2 separate regions of the Mus musculus genome follow, and region 2 is linked to region 1. The links are chromatin loops, found by intact Hi-C in ENCODE. Cell type or tissue: heart. All regions are shown on one strand.

The links. Hi-C counts contacts between places; a loop is a spot of excess contacts. Peaks named below come from ENCODE experiments on the same cell type or tissue, not always from the same donor. Only the 100,000 strongest peaks of a DNase experiment are listed, where the experiment ranks them.
Region 2: it touches region 1 in a loop (2.1-fold over the local background); 2 of 42 quality-filtered maps call a loop at or near these places.

Annotation. Positions count from the first base shown.
Region 1 is chr10:11,341,085-11,349,084 of GRCm38, forward strand. It overlaps Epm2a (epilepsy, progressive myoclonic epilepsy, type 2 gene alpha), which reads left to right and starts at 2,361. Exons shown (of 4, transcript NM_010146.2): 1 at 2,361-2,684. The coding sequence starts at 2,387. In heart, a CTCF peak has its summit at 4,221 (motif pointing left); a DNase peak (open chromatin) is centred at 2,647; H3K4me3 peaks cover 1,609 bases; H3K27ac peaks cover 1,591 bases.
Region 2 is chr10:11,190,531-11,198,530 of GRCm38, forward strand. Shprh (SNF2 histone linker PHD RING helicase) reads left to right here. Exons shown (of 30, transcript NM_001077707.1): 23 at 456-557; 24 at 1,956-2,027; 25 at 3,651-3,839. Among named protein-coding and RNA genes, the nearest start is that of Shprh, 45 kb to the left of the region's middle. In heart, no CTCF peak of the experiment used is centred here; no DNase peak of the experiment used is centred here.

The sequences.
Region 1 (8,000 bases):
AAAGTCCATTTCTGCCAATTCATCCTTGGAGCCTGGAACCAGCTGCAGGTGATGATGTGCAGGATAGGGCAGGATAGGGGGGCCTCTCAGCAAGTAGCAGTATCTTGAAGAGGAACAGTGACAGTGGCTCAACAATAGAGTGATCTAGGGAAGAAGGCTCCACCCTAGATAATCTCCTTAGTGGCAGCAAGGTCAAGTTCTGGCTCAGCCTGCTTCAGGCTTGAGGGAGGCTACATATTTGGAGTTCTGTAGGCTTCTTGTTCATGGACATCTATTTCTTTAGGTCAGGGAAGTTTTCTTCTATAATTTTGTTGAAGATATTTACTGGCCCTTTTAAGTTGAAAATCTTCATTCTCATCTATACCTCTTATCCTTAGGTTTGGTCTTCTCTTTGTGTCCTGGATTTCGTGGATGTTTTGAGTTAGGATCTTTTTGCATTTTCTTTGATTGTTGTGTCTATGTTTTCTATGGAATCTTCTGCACCTGTGAGTCTCTCTTCCATCTCTTGTATTCTGTTGCTGATGGTTCTTGATTTCTTTTCTAGAATTTCTATCTCTAGAGTTGTCTCCCTTTGGGTTTTCTTCATTGTTTCTACTTCTATTTTTAGATCTTGAATAGTTTTGTTCAGTTCCATCACTGTTTGGTTGTGTTTTCCTGTAATTCTTTAAGGGATTTTTGTGTTTCCTGTTTAAGGACCTGTTTAGCAGTGTTTTCCTGTATTTTTTTCAGGGATTTTTGTGCTTCCTCTTTAAGGACTTCTACCTGTTTAGCAGTGTACTCTTGTATTTCTTTAAGTGAGTTATTAAGGCCCTTCTTAAAATCCTCTACCAGCATCATGAGATATGATTTTAAATCTGAATCTTGTTTTCGCATGTGTTGGGGTATCCAGGACTTGCTGTGGTGGGAGTACTGGGTTCTGATGATGCCAAGTGTTCTTGTTTCTGTTAGTAAGATTCTTATGTTTGTCTTTCGCCATCTGATAATCTCTGGTGTTAGATGTTCTAGCTGTGTCTTGCTGGAGTTTTTTCCTCCTGTGATTCTGTTAGCCTCTGTCAGCACTCCTGGGAGTCCAACTCTTCTCCTGAGGTTAGAGCACTCTGCAAGCAAGCTTTTCTCTTGCAGGGAAGATGCACAGAGGTCTGGAGTTCAGCTCTGCCTCCTGGCTAAGGATGAGGCATGAAGGGGCCCTGTCTAAGAAGCTCTGTTGCTTTTGAGGCCCTCCTGTTTTCCTGCTCAGACTGGTCTCTGAGATACCAGGGATACAAGTTGGCTTTCTCACCTTCGAGTCATGGGGTCAGGGCCCTCTCTGGTTGCTGACTCTCCTCAGTGATCCTAAGATCCTGGGTGTGCTAGGGCACCTGCATCATGGAGAGTTCTCTGGGGACCTTGGGAAGGTCTGCGGAGTTCGTGCCCAAGGTGGCCTGGGGCTCGCACTGACCAGAACGAACCCCAGCCACTCCAGACATTTCTTTATTCATATTAATAACAAGTTGAAGCAGCCTCCTCTGCTCCCAGAGGCCAAATAATGACACAGTTGTTTCTTGACCTAAAGTGCTAATATTTGCAAGAAGCAACTTTTATTTATTTTTCTGTTTTTTTTCCCCAAGAAGAAAATTTAAATAGGTTTTTATCACACACACACACACACACACGCACACACACACACATACACACACACAGTAGCTGGGCACTGGTGATGCAGGTTTGTAATCCAAGGAGCAGAGGCAGGAGAATCTCAAGAGTTTGTGGCCAGTCTGATTTCCACAGTGAGACCTTGTTTCTAAACTTTGTCATCTCACAAACAAGGTTTTCTCTTTTTTTTGATCTTGAGATCAACTTATACACGCTAAAAAGAGGAGGCTGAAATTTTGTTTTTCTCTTTAGTCCCTTTAGGCAAGGGAAAGTATTTTGTGTGTTTGATGAACGCTGGGTTTTTGTGTATTGAGTGGAGGGTCTCTAAAGAACATTATTCATATGTATTATTCCCACGTTATAATCAGAGGCCCATAAGGACTAAATGTTGGGGTGCTTGAATGAGGGTTACAGGTAAATCTTGGATCGGCAACTTCACTGAGGCTGGAGGTTCAGGCTAGACAACTCTTTCTTCCTTTGTTGACTTAGTAAAAGTGATTTCAGATCTCTGGGAAGACGACAGGACAATGTCGGGGTGTCGTTTTCCTCCCTCCTAGGTCCAGTGTGGGTCTCAGCCTCTCGCGAGCCCCGAATGCCCGCTTCCTGCGGCTGCAGCTCCACGGCGCCTGGGAACCCTGATCCCACGGCCGCGTGACCGGGCCACAAACGCGCGGCGCTGCACGTCTCGCGCCGCCCCGGAGCTCGCGCCGCCGCCGCTGCCGCTCGCCAGGCTCCCAGGACTCGGGCCACCGCCATGCTCTTCCGCTTCGGCGTGGTGGTGCCGCCCGCGGTGGCCGGCGCTCGGCAGGAGCTGCTGCTCGCCGGCTCGCGGCCCGAGTTAGGGCGCTGGGAGCCGCACGGCGCCGTGCGTCTCAGGCCCGCGGGTACCGCGGCGGGCGCCGCTGCGCTGGCGCTGCAGGAGCCCGGCCTGTGGCTCGCCGAGGTGGAGCTGGAGGCGTACGAGGAGGCCGGCGGGGCGGAGCCGGGCCGCGTTGACACGTTCTGGTACAAGTTCCTGCAGCGCGAGCCTGGAGGCGAGCTGCACTGGGAAGGTACTGCGCTCCCCGGCCCGAGGCCCGCACCCCGCAGCTCCCCGTGCACCCCGGCCGCGGCCTCGGGGGCGCGCAGCCCGCAGCTCGCGCGCCCCCGCAGCTCCCCGTGCACTTAACTGTTGGCCACCGCTCGCCCACCATCTTGACCCTACCCGGTTGCACAGCGATGCCCTGGTCCGGATCAAGACCCAGTTCCGAGGGTCTCCTGCCTTAGGCCTCTCTCTAATCCACTCCGAAGTGGCCCACCCCACACTACAAGGGGCCGCTTGCTGGAGGGAATTTTCCCTTAGATTTTTGAGACCGAATCGTGGGAAATAGCAAGCTCCTCCCCCAAAGTCAGGTCACCGCGATAGAAGACAATTGAGACATGACTTGATTTCTTAAAATATGTAAAGAGTAATATCGGTTGTAAAGAAATAATAAAAGTAAATAGCCACTTGTGATAGCACAAATCTGTAATCTCAGTACTTGGGAGGTTGAGGCAGGAGGATTGCTGGGAGTTCCCAGCCAGCCAAGGCTACAAAGTGAGAACTTGTTCCACAAAAATATTATAATAAGAATATATGATTGAAAGCAGCATTTCCACCATACAAAACCTAAACATATTGCCTGCATGCGCGCGTGTGTGTGTAACTGTTTGAACAAATATTGTACAATATATAATTTTGAGTATTTATTTTTTCTTTAACAATATTAATATAGCTCAGACTTATTTGCATACAGGTGTGTTTTACTTTTTAAGTGAAAAAAAAAAATACTGTGCAGCTGTTACTGTGCATTAAGGTTCCTTTTGGTTTTCGAGATTCTTGGATTGGAATCCAAGTGCGGTTTTCTTTCTAGCATTTGGAAATGTTTCTGTACAATGGATTTGGACAAGCCAAAATGTCGCCACTTTACGTTTCAGTAAGGAATGTGTTGAAAAATCCGTAGCAGCGTGTCCACCGACCACGCTGGGTGGATCGAGACAGCCTTTTCTGTGAAGGCAATGGGCGTGGTGGCAAACTGAACGTGTGTGGCTCAGTGGTTCTCAGAGTCCCGTGGAGGGAATGAATGCTTCTTGAGAAATTCGTATGGGCAGACAACCAGGCCATTAGCCAGTTCTTGTGGAAAACAAGAATGCAGAATAACAAAAAAACGAGACCCAAGAAAAGCACGTGGTTTACTGGGATCTGTTTATTCCCTTTGCTGGTCTTTTTGGCCACTCTTGGGTTTGATGGTCAGCTAGCACTTCATTATGTCAGATGTGAGAGCTGCCTGCCTTTGGCTGTCCTCCCTTTGCAGTGCATTTCTACTAATGTCACTGTGTCCTTTTTCCACAGTAAAATTACATCTGATAATTTTAATAACGGTGCGTGGTGTACTAGAGCACCCATTTCCAGGTCTCCTCCTTTATCAGCGTTTCTAATACCCCCAAAGTGCTGATGGTTGGGTTGCTATTTCTTAATGCATTCACTTTAACTTGTCTGTTTTCAATTTTTCTGCAGGTTACCACATACATTATATGTAGCTTGCAAAAAAGAGTATCTATTGACACCTACTGGAAATGCATAAAATTAGCAACTGTACATGCTATAAAATATAAAGAATTTAGTCCATTATCCCTGCTGGCTTTAATACCCTTATTTTAAATTATAGATGTGATATTGACTTTTATTTTATAGAGTTCATTTTATCCTATTAGAGACATTTCTTTTTAAAAAAGATTTCTAAAATAATACACACACCCCACTTATTCTCTGTACTCTGACTTGTTTTTTGAGTTAAGTTTCATGTGTTCATGTTCTGTTTTCTCAGTTATCAGGACCTTCTTGTAGATGGGTAGGTTGGTTCTGAGGATTGGAAATTAACAAGGAGATGCTGTCTTTAAGAGCATGGATAACTGTGTGGGAGGGGCTAAACTGTCTAACCCAGGAATATGGTTTGTTAGACCAGGGCAGATTAATGTGAGGCAATGCATGTACAGGTAGCCTGTAGCTGGTAGCATCCCTCCTTCCTCAGCTTCCAGAGTGCTGTGAAAGTTGTGAACCACTGTGCTTAGTACTTTTGCTATTGTCATTGCAAACCAAGACCTTGTACTCGCAGTCAAAAAAAAAAAAAAAAGGAGGCCTGGTATGGTGATGTATGTCTTAAAGCCCAGCACTCAAGAGTTCAAAAGCCAGCCTGGTGTACAAAGTGAGTTCCAGGATATCCAGAGCTACATAGAGACCCCATCTCAAAAACACCAAATTACTAAGTAAATAAAAGGGGGAAAATGAATTTCCAGAAGCAGACTCTGTCTCTGGATGAGTAAAGTCTCATTTCTTCACTATACTATAATACTAGCATTTTTACACAGGAGTACGCACCCAGTCCCCAGCAACCCTGAGCCAAAGAGGTTGGTTTCCTCATTAGCACAGACTAGAAAACCAGAACATAGTGGAGGTTCTTAGACTCTGCTGAGGAAGGTGGACAGAAGAAAAGGGAGAATTAAAAAGTGGACGCTTAAGGAAACTGAGGTAGAGCTGGAGAGATGGCTCAGCGGTTAAGAACACTGGCTGCTTGTTCTTCCAGAGGTCCTGAGTTCAATTCCCAGCAACCACATGTCTAGAGTAGACATACTGAGGATCCAGTATATGCTGGAGTTGGTCCATGGAGGTCGAGATTTATAAGCCAACTTATGTGAGTTTTTTTTTTCCCCTCTCTTCCTCTTGGGCAGACTGATTTACATAGGACCACCATATATTTTATTGAATAAGAGACAAGTGCCGTCCCTTTTGGCAGCCAGCAAGTTGAGAGCCCATCAGTTGTATAGGAACACTGAAGCTAGGAAGGTGAGTTGGTCTTGAAGGAGTGGTAGGGCCAAGGTTGACTGTTGGATGGTTTCTGCCAACTGGGTAGAGATCTACTGACATAAATATAAACTGTGACACCCCCCAGTGCCCCCCCCCAGCTCTGCATCCAGATCTCTATCAGCTACTGAGGTTGCCAAACCTATCCTACTCATGACTGAGAAAGTCACAGTCCACTGGTTTCTGTGTGTGATTTGGAGCAGAATGTAAACTTCCTCATTGATGTGTAGGGTGATTTGAAGAAGCATGGAGGCGCATATGGCATTCCTCCGTGATGTAGAGGGTGAGTTAGGGATTAGTTATTACTGTGGAATACAAAGGTGGCTCTTCTTCACTCAAGACTCTAAAACTATCTTATTTGAAATATAAAGTACAAAAACATAAGCTTCCACAAAATGTACAACATTGTAACTCTGCCAGACTTCCAGACAAAATTAGGAGTATTCAATCCATCATCCTTCCCAGACCAGTCAGAAGTTCTTAGATATGAATAACTTCCCGACACTGTGTCATCAGGAAAAACATCCAGTTGTATACCTTAGGACTGAAACTGAGTTTTTAAAAAAAGACCTAGGAAAGGAGTAGGGGAGTCTGCTGTTGCGAGCACAGCGCAGCAGTGTATGTTAGGGAGTGAGGAGGTGGAGAATCCGTCAGTTCTGTTCCTGGCAAGGGTTTACTTCAGAGGAATCATTATTTAGGCCGAGGCTAATATATATTCAAGAATGTAAACTTCTTTTCCTTTGGATTATCTGAAGACAAACTCTTAAAGTAGATGACTAAAACTACAGCCAAATCTGTCCCAGTGCTACATAAAAGGCAATGGAATCTAGACAAACCTGCCAGTTGTAAATTAAGGTTTATTTGAAAGGAAGGGGATAGATGGATGAAGGAAATTTTATTCTATACTCGCATATTCACAAAGTAGAACATTTTATATTTAAACTCCTTTTTTATTTATAGTATCTTTGCTCAACTACATCTACCTTACTAGAATTACATTTTACCCATTCATTTTAAACATTGAGAAAGAAAATGTACTTTTTAATTTAAACAAAAGTCAAACCCAATCCACTCTTAGTCCAGGCTTTCAGGTGTGTAGGGACTACAGTCAGGTCTAGAGAGCAATAGATGAGTCTTACCACACAATGCTAATATTTCATCTTTGGTCTAGCCATCTAGAAGGTCACCATCCAATATTAAACAATTAATCTACTGAACAGCAGCAATAACGACATTTGTCTCTTTAAAAGGAAAATCAACTTAAAGTTTGTACAGATGAAACACTAAAAATATTTTATCTATCAAAACATCCCTGTGGGTCTCACCTCTGCAAGACTGACATAATTTAATTACTTAATATAAAATAGAAAAATAGGCTCAGTTTGTATCTAAAAGAATGCTGAACTGGAGGGTATTGTCCTCAGAGACTAGGAGAAGAAGGAAAATTCTGGAGGAATGGATGAAGGCAGTGGAAAGGCTTAGTTTAGCCAATATCCTTGCCCAATAAAGGGGCTGGGCAGCTAGGTATGAAGAAGAAGACACGGACTATCAGATGGCTGCAGAGGGAACAGTGGAGGGGACCTATGACTAGAGGGGTCATCAGCACCCCTGAGGTCTGAGAAGTGTGTTTGTCAGAGTAAGCAGGAAGTATGGCTCAAGTGGCACCCATATTAATTAATAATGACAGAGACTTTTTCTCTGTACAGTTTCTCTATCTGTGCTTCTGTGGTAACCTTGATGGCCTTGTTAGAGGCTGAGGTCCTAGGGCAGTGCTGGTCTTCAGTTTCTAGGCCAAGAAGATCTAAGAGGTTTTCCTGGGGAGGAGGAACTTGGGGTACTGACCTTCCTTGAAAAGAAGTGACTGTTCACTGTCTCACCCATCCACAGTTCAGACAAGGTCCCGGTGGCAGGCAAAGGATGAAGACAGTCCTTTCCCCAGTGGCCAGTGTTGTTGCTACACTTGAAGCAAGTTCCAAGTGGGGTCTGTGGGTGACCCATATTCTTCAGAGGTAGTCTCAGGGCTGCTGCTGAAAGCTGGTATTTTTCACAGGGGGGCTTATGGTGTTTTCCTGTCCCTCCTGCCCATTAAAGACATTAAATGCCATTGTCAACACATTTCTCTGAGGGACTTGAGGGCCATCATTTAGCCTTTTAAATCCCCCCCCCAACTAATTATTTTCCTAAGCAAGAATTGGATCCAAGTTGCACATATGCATGTTTTAGCACGTTAAGATTACTTGTACATAGATGTTTTTTAAACTATAAAGTTTTTTTTTTTTTTTTTTTGTTACAAGTTTTAAAATAACTTTTGGTATGTGTGTGGGATTTTTACCTCAGTGTTTTTCCAGATCCTAAGACAGGGTAAGTTTGTTTAGGCAAAAGCTTTAAAGGTATATGTGGCCGTGATTTTAGTAAATAAAATCAAGAAAAAGGAAGAACATTAAGAAAGCCAGGCGTCTGTAATCATACTTAAATTTTTATTTATTCT
Region 2 (8,000 bases), 150 kb before region 1:
TTACAGCACTAGGAACATAAGAAGTAATAAAAAGGAAATCCCTTCTATTTATTTCTCTTTCTGTCTGATGTATTGCAGAAGAGGAAGAACAGTCAGGGGTAGTGTCTCCATATGATAAACCACTCACACCAAGCAGTGTGTTGTGTCATTGTCTTCATCCCACGCTTGTATTAGTGAAAAGTGGCACAGAAATAGAATTCAGAGGGATTTTTATCCGATTTCCTATATATCATGAGGCTTCTTTTTAAAAGAACTTTATGGAAGTCTGACTTCAGCTTTAAAAAAAAAGTCCTTTCAAACTATATTTTCAGTATTAATCTTGTAAAATTAAGTTTTAATGTATAAATGGTATTTCATAGGACGGGGCGTGAATTTGATTATTCAGAAAAATCATACATGTTTAACATAGTTGACCCATCTTTTTGAGAGGGAATAAAGGGTTGGTTTGTTTCTAGGTTGAACAGAATCGTATAAAACTGGTGAATGATAAAGCTGTTGCTACATCACAGCTTCAGAAGAAACTTGGACAGCTTCTTTACCTAACGAATTTGGAGAAGGTATAGCTTTTAAAATTATGTTTTCCCTATACTGTATTTCAAGAAACACTTTAGTGGTAATTTCCACTTACAATTCCAGCCCTGCAATGAATAGTACAGGCTGTGTGTTAGTGTTGGATGAATCAAGACTACTACTGCCTGCAATAGTTATGCAGACCGTCTGCTAAACCCTCAGTTCAGCCTCTGCCCTCCCTGCCTAGGTAGATACGCTACCAACCGCCATGACCACGACTCGTTCTGTCTCCACAGCCATCTATCCCTCAGCCCAGCCCAGCCAGGAAAGTACCTGGATGACCTGCAAATTATGAAAAATATATGATTAATTATTTTTAAGCACTATGTTGTAGGTGGTTTGTTTTATGTGATCTGAAACAGATCAATACTAAGATGAACTAATTTATTAAACTCTTTTAAATGACTGTATAAGCAAATTTCTGGATCTTTATAGGTACTGAATTTAAGTTCTGGTTTTTTATCACTACTTAGAAGTTAAAGGGTTTTTTGGTTTTGGTTTTTGGTTCTTTTAGTGTTAGAATATTTAGTTAGTGAAATTAGAAAGAAAATCTCTAGTTTTCTCCAGTTTTAAAGGTTGTCTACCTTGCTGACTATCTGAAACTCTTTAAAATTTTATGAGAATTTTAAGGAGGTGTTTGAAAAATCTATTATAATTTGATACAGTTCTATACACAGACGTTTCAAATCAATCGTATATCTGCTTCCCAGTTATTTGTTTAGTTAGATTAAACCAGGGATGCTGAGTGGCAACACTATTAAAACAGAATTGTGCCAAATCACAGCCTTTCCCATGCCTGATCTTGGGCTACATATGCATGAGGGTACACTTGTACTATAATAGCTAAGAAGCTGTTTGTTTCTAAGCTCTAAATTTAAAGTGTTTTTTAAGGTCTTCTTTTTTCCAGCAACAAAAAGAGAAAGGGTCTCATGTAGTCAGAGCTCCCTCAAGACTACCTTCAAGATTACCCCTGATTTATTTGCTTCTATCTTCCAAGTGCTAGGATTACAGTTCTGTGTCACCATAACAGTTAGTAATTTGTATGTATTTACAATAAAGCATAGTCTTGAGAATAAACTTTCAAAAATTAGTTCATATTTTGATTTTAAATTTACTTTCTATTGTAATTACAAGTATAGTAGCATAACACTATAAGCTGTGGTTTAAAAAAAAAATTGGTTTTCCTTTCTTTAATTGTGTGCTGAATAAATTCCAGAAATAGTAATAGTAGTATTAGGTAACATGTACAATATTAGGTGATCTCACTAGTTAGATAATTCAGGTTGAAATTACAAGCATATACCCTACAAATGAATTTCACAGCATGCATCAAATCCTAAATATAAAACATAGCTAACATGTTTTTTGATCTTTTTTTCCTATAGTCTCAAGATAAAACATCAGGAGGTATTAATCCAGAGCCTTGTCCAATCTGTGCTCGACAGCTGGGAAAACAGGTAAGGTTATAATAAAACATCACAGGAATCCATAAAACACCTTACAATGTATACTGTTTCTACATCTAGCCAGGCTTTCTTTGTCTTGTGCATGTATACAAATATATACACTTTCTCATAACTGTTAGAGGTAGGGTCAAGGCTTAGTTAACATGCTTAAGGTTACAAATATATAAACTTTTTCCTAACTAAAAACTTAACCCTAGAACAACCAACCATACCTTTTTCATTAAAGATGCATAGTTGTAAACATTTCTAAACAAGACATTAATTTTGCCACATTAACATTTGGTAATTGAACAAAGTATAACATACTACAAATTTACTAGTACAGAGACAGTGATGTAGTTCCTAACAACAGTAAAGTCTCAGATCTTATCTTTAAAGTACAGATACCGCCTCCAACCAGAATTACAGAGAAAGATATTCTCAAAAGAGACTGTAAATCTTAATAGGAAAGCTGCTATATTAATTATTGAGCAGCAGAATAAAAGTATATAATAGTGTATAATGTCTGATTTAAGTAAAAACAACACTATTAAGGAAGGGATTGGGCCTTAGAGTTCTTTAGTGATTTTGTGTGTGCCTATCATGTAGTTAGCCCTGGGTCAGGGCTTTTATAAAGTTCCATGCTGTAGGGCCTCTGTGTCCTACATTTCTGCTGCTACTGTTAGAGATGCTGCCACTTGTTCTCAGAGTCTGTTTACTGAATGCCTCGTTATTGCTGCTGTTCAGTCATTTCTTCCTGTTGTGAGAAAAGGTGGACCAGTCTTGCTCTGTACCTTATGAACTGAATTCCTGTGAAAAGAGAAAGTCCTATCCTACATTTCCAGTGTCATTTGAGGTGCACAGGGTACTCAGTAGTGTTGCTCTGCGAAGCAAACTTGAATGGGACTAAAGGGTCTGAAGATCCCGGTTTCAGCCTTTGCTTACATGGGTGAAACTAGGGAGCTGCAAGAAAGGTGTCCCCAACTGGAACAAAATGAACTTTCCTCATAAACTATTTCAAAGCCACACTGTTACCCCAATTTCTCCTGCCCCTAATCTGAAATCTTTTTAAGGAGATTCCTGGACACATTGCAGAGTTCTGTCTGTCCCTTTCAGTGCAAATACAGATGTGTCCAAATCCAGGAAAAAATAAGCTGAGAGCCTAAAACCCATTGCCACAAAGCAGCAAACTTAAGACAAATGATCTCACAAAAGGGTCCACAAAAAATTTCTTGTGTCTTTCCAAACAAATCTGAAATATCGTCTTATTTTCTGAATAAGTGTGTTAGCAAGTGAAACTGTAAGTATGTTAATAAGTTAAGTAGCAATGAGTATATTACCTTCACATTAATGTTCTCAGTTCTGCATTATCTGCTGTTAAGTACTGAAGGTGTAATCAGTACTGATGTTTTCTTTAAATCTGAAATGAGAACACTAGCTTCTTACAAAATAATGATAGTTGACTATTAAGGAAAATGAAGATGAAAATGTAATTCTCTTAGACTAAAAATATCTTACCATGAGGTACTTAGGAATTGGAGTTGTAAGTCCTCTTTGCCTGTGTATGTGTTCATGGACAGGAAGGTCTCATTGACCCGTTCTCACCATGACTTGCCATGCATGGTTTTTTTTCAGTGGGCAGTGCTGACCTGCGGACACTGCTTCTGTAATGAATGCACTTCGATTATAATTGAACAGTACAGTGTGGGGTCTCATCGAAGTTCCATCAAGTGTGCTATCTGCCGCCAGACCACATCACACAAAGAAGTCTCCTATGTCTTCACCTCAGAGAAGGCAAACCAAGAGGATGATATCCCTGTGAAGGTATGGTAAGTCAAGAACATACACAATTAAAGCAGTGCATGCCAAGTGAAGCATTAAAGACAGTTGGCACAGTGAGCGTAGAAACCACTGTTGAGTATATCCACAGTAGCTGGAGACTCAGCTTTATCACCTGCTCCTTGTGGAGAGAGCTAACTAATACAGTCAGCCGCAGTCATATCACTAAGAGCTGAAGAACTGCATTTCCCTGCCCTGTATGCTGCTTCTCGTCACTACAGTCAGTTTCAGACTAGGAAGAGACCTCAGTGCTAGAATACTTGGCTAGCTTGCCCAAGATGCGGTGTCTACTATTTAACATTGAAAAAGGTTTTTGGTTTTTTTAATCCAAATATGTAGTTGTTAAAGTTATTTTGTTTGTTTGTTTTGCTTTGTTTTTTTTTAAGCTTTCTACTTACTTAGTCTAAGCCAGGAAAAAATGGGTTCCTAGCATTAGCTGATTATCCCAAAGACAACACAGTGTTCTTTAAAACTGTGTACTGACATTTCAGAATACAGAGAAACTTGAATTTGTATTGACTTTTTCATGTTTTATTCAAAATAAAAATTTACTAATTCAGCATACAAATAGGATCCACTGGACTTTCTACCCCAAATGTGTTCATTTATAAAAAAAACACTAGGTGTTTTTATTTTTTATTTTTCTTACATGTGCTTTTAAATTTCTTTTCTAATCAGACTTGGTCAAAAGGTAAATTAATATGTCATTTAATAGGCACTAGGGGCTAGCTGTATAGAGTAGGCAGCGGTGGTACTAATGCTTAAGCAGGAAGAGGACTCATCCTCAGATTCCTTGACATTCTTATATTTTAAGAATGTGTTTTCTGAGTAGATTTGAGAACAAGTTGAAATTACTGACAGAGGTAGGTATTTGTTAGAGTGTTCTCCCTCCTAAGAAACCAACAGGTAAGTTAGAAGATTGGTAGCTGCTTTTTGAGTAAATTTAAAGTGTCAGTCACATTGCTGTCCCCAGAGTTGGAATGAATTTCCATTCATTCCTTCCATGCATACTTATTAGATGCTTCCTATGCCCAGGCAGTGAGCGGCCTTGCAGATGTAATACACAGTCAAGATGTGGCTGCTGATCTCTCTGAGGTTACAGTTTGGTGGTAGGAATGGAGAGGAGTTTGAGTTACAGCAAAAAGTAAAGACATTAAACAATGATTTTTTTAAATTATAAATATTATAAAATTAAAGCCAATCTGAGCTTTTCTGAGGAAATGATTGTTAAGAAACACAATGTAAAAAATGAGTGGATTGTCCAACATGGAAAGAAGGTAGAACTGATCTTGCCAAGAGGATGTTCCCAGACTGAAAAAGAACTCACAATATGTGATCAGACCAAGACAGACAAGCCTAACACAGAAGTGAGTGGCTGCAGAGCAGTAGCAAAACTGAAAATAAAATGGAAAGGCAGGCAAGGCAGGCACTCAGGCTCTAAACCTTGCCAAGATCTTCCTTGCTACAATGAAGAAAATCAGTTAGCAAAAGAAAAAGAAACAAGAACAAAAGTGGAAAAAATGTAGGTGTGTTTAGGGGGCCACACAGTTGGCTAAGATGTATTTAGGGTGGAGACAGTGGAGTTGGAAAGAGGTAGGTATGTTCAAGGGCCACTAATGTAACTGAGCATTAGCAGGTATAGCAGGGAAATACCCTGAATTCTGATGTGAAAAATCAGATAAACCAAGACTTGTAACTAGAGGCAAGTGTAGAAAGTAAGTTCTCTGTTGTTTCATTGTATTCAAGATAAAAGATTCTAAAGCATGCTTAAGCTCCAATAAAAGACTAGACAGGAGTCAGTGAGAGGACTCAGCAGGCAGAGGAACGTGCTGCCTAGCCCAACAACCTGAGTTCTTTTCTGAGACCTATATGGTGGAAGGAGAGGACACCCAAAGTTGTCCTCTGACCATATGCACACTGTGGTGTGTGTGTGTGTGCACACATGCACACACAAAAATAAAAGGGTAACCTGAAGATACAGGAAAGAAAACTAAACTGTAGTATTAGACCCTTGGAAAAAAATAGAGTATTAGCTTATAAAAAGTAGAGATCTCATTGAATTCAAATAGTTATAGGTTGAGCTGTTGAGCAAACAAACTGTAAGTGTGTGTGTATCTTTATCTGGAATGGGATAGTTTAAGTGAGGTAAAAGAAAATAATGCTAGATGAGACTGGAATGCATATGTAGCAGATGATGAATGTCTCAATTTGAGGTATATAATGATTTTAAATTAGGTACCCACGTGCTGAACAAATGAAAAATAGTGTTACTATATGATACCAAGAAAAGAGTTAAAGGGGAATTGAGTCTCGTGAGGAGAGAATGCAAATTTATTTGTGTTCGAGACCAAAGAAAGTAATGTTGATACTCTAATGCAGAGCCCAAAGGAAAATGATTGATGATGATGATGATGATGATTTTTTTCAAAAAACAAATATTTAGTTATGTCGACGAGAACATTGTTGCTATCTTCACACACACACCAAAGATGGCATTAGATACTATTACAGATGGTTGTGAGCCACCATACGGTTGCTGGGAATTGAACTCAGGACCTCTGGAAGAGCAGCCAGTGCTCTTAACTGCTGCAGCCCCCAGTGATGATGATCTTACAGCACTTACTCTGCCATAAAACATTCAAGACTGTAAGGAGGTACATGGGAGATGAATACACAGTGTGAACTATAGGACAGTTGGGAAGAAGCGAGGAGAGGATCATGATCTGAGGATAATGCAGTCTGTCTCTGAATTCCTTGGGTGAATGTGTTGTAAAAACATGTGTTAAGAAGTTGCAAAGTAAAGTGTGTGATTGGAGCAGCCCAGAGGCCGGCCAGCCTTGAGACTTTGTGGTCAGTGTTCTGTTCCTAGAATTGTCCTTCGCAGTCTCTCCCACGTTCTCCACACTTTCATGTTTCTCTCCCTCTTGTTAAGACGCTGTCTGTTTACTCTTCTTTTCTCTTCTTTCTGCTGGAGTTGCAGGTATGCCAACAGCCACAAGTGGTATTGATGAATAAGATGGGGCAGCTCAGCCTTACACAGTGGAAACACCAGGAGCCAGGATGAGGCAGAGCTGCCTCCATGCCCTGTGCTGGAGGGTTAGAAGGAGGCTGGTCTAGTTGCCAGTAAACTGTGCGGCTGTGGCTCTGAGTCACTGAGCCATCAGACCCACACACCTGTTCCTGTATGGCAGCTTTCCTATACCCAGTACAGTTAGGTTTGCAGCCCTGCTGGGAAGGAGATGTCAGTATTGAAATATTACTAAATACTCTTGCTGTTATGTATCTTTCACAGATGTCTGAACACATGTATTATACTGTCTTATTCAGAAAACTAAAAGATTAGAGACTTTAGTAAAGATAGCTTTTCCTACCATTGACTCAGACATGTTTACATTTCTTCTTTAGCAAACATGATTAAATATTTTACATATTATATAAGCCAATCTCATCCTCTTCCACTTCCTCACTGTAATTCCCACCACATTTGTGTTTGTTTCTGTCTACGTTTTTTGTCACCATTCCTGTCTGCCACTTCTACCTGTTGTTACCTGTCACCTCTTTGACACTGTCACATTTATACTCTACTGTCTGTCACTCGCTCTTTCAAACATCTGCTTAATATGTGTTCAGAGGCTACTCTACTCTTCTGACTTGGTCCCTACAGCTCCTAAACCTGAAGTTTTTTTATTGTCAAATTTTGCTACTTAGTAAAAATATGAATATGTAAGTTTCTATAACCTTAAGGGGTTTTTAATTTCACTCTTAAGTATTCATGACAAGACTTCTGTACATAGCAGACAGTATGCTGGCATACATAGTGCTTAATCATATAACTTGAGATCATATAAAAGGTATTCAGAGAATGCAAAAATAGTAATAAATAGTCTTTGGTATTTTGTTTCTAAAGATATTTTTGGAACTTGAGATTTCACAGATTAAGGCATCCTGTGGATTAAACATAGAAATAAGATACTGATATCACTAGTATCCCTTTGGTGTATGCACTTAAATAAAAGTTGTATCATCCACAGCAACAGTGACAGTATTCCTAAGTGACCTTGGAACCTACTGGGCATGTTACAAAGTAAACAAAATTCCCCTTGCAAGTTCCAACAACTGCAAGGCATTTGGATGTGGTGAATCAGA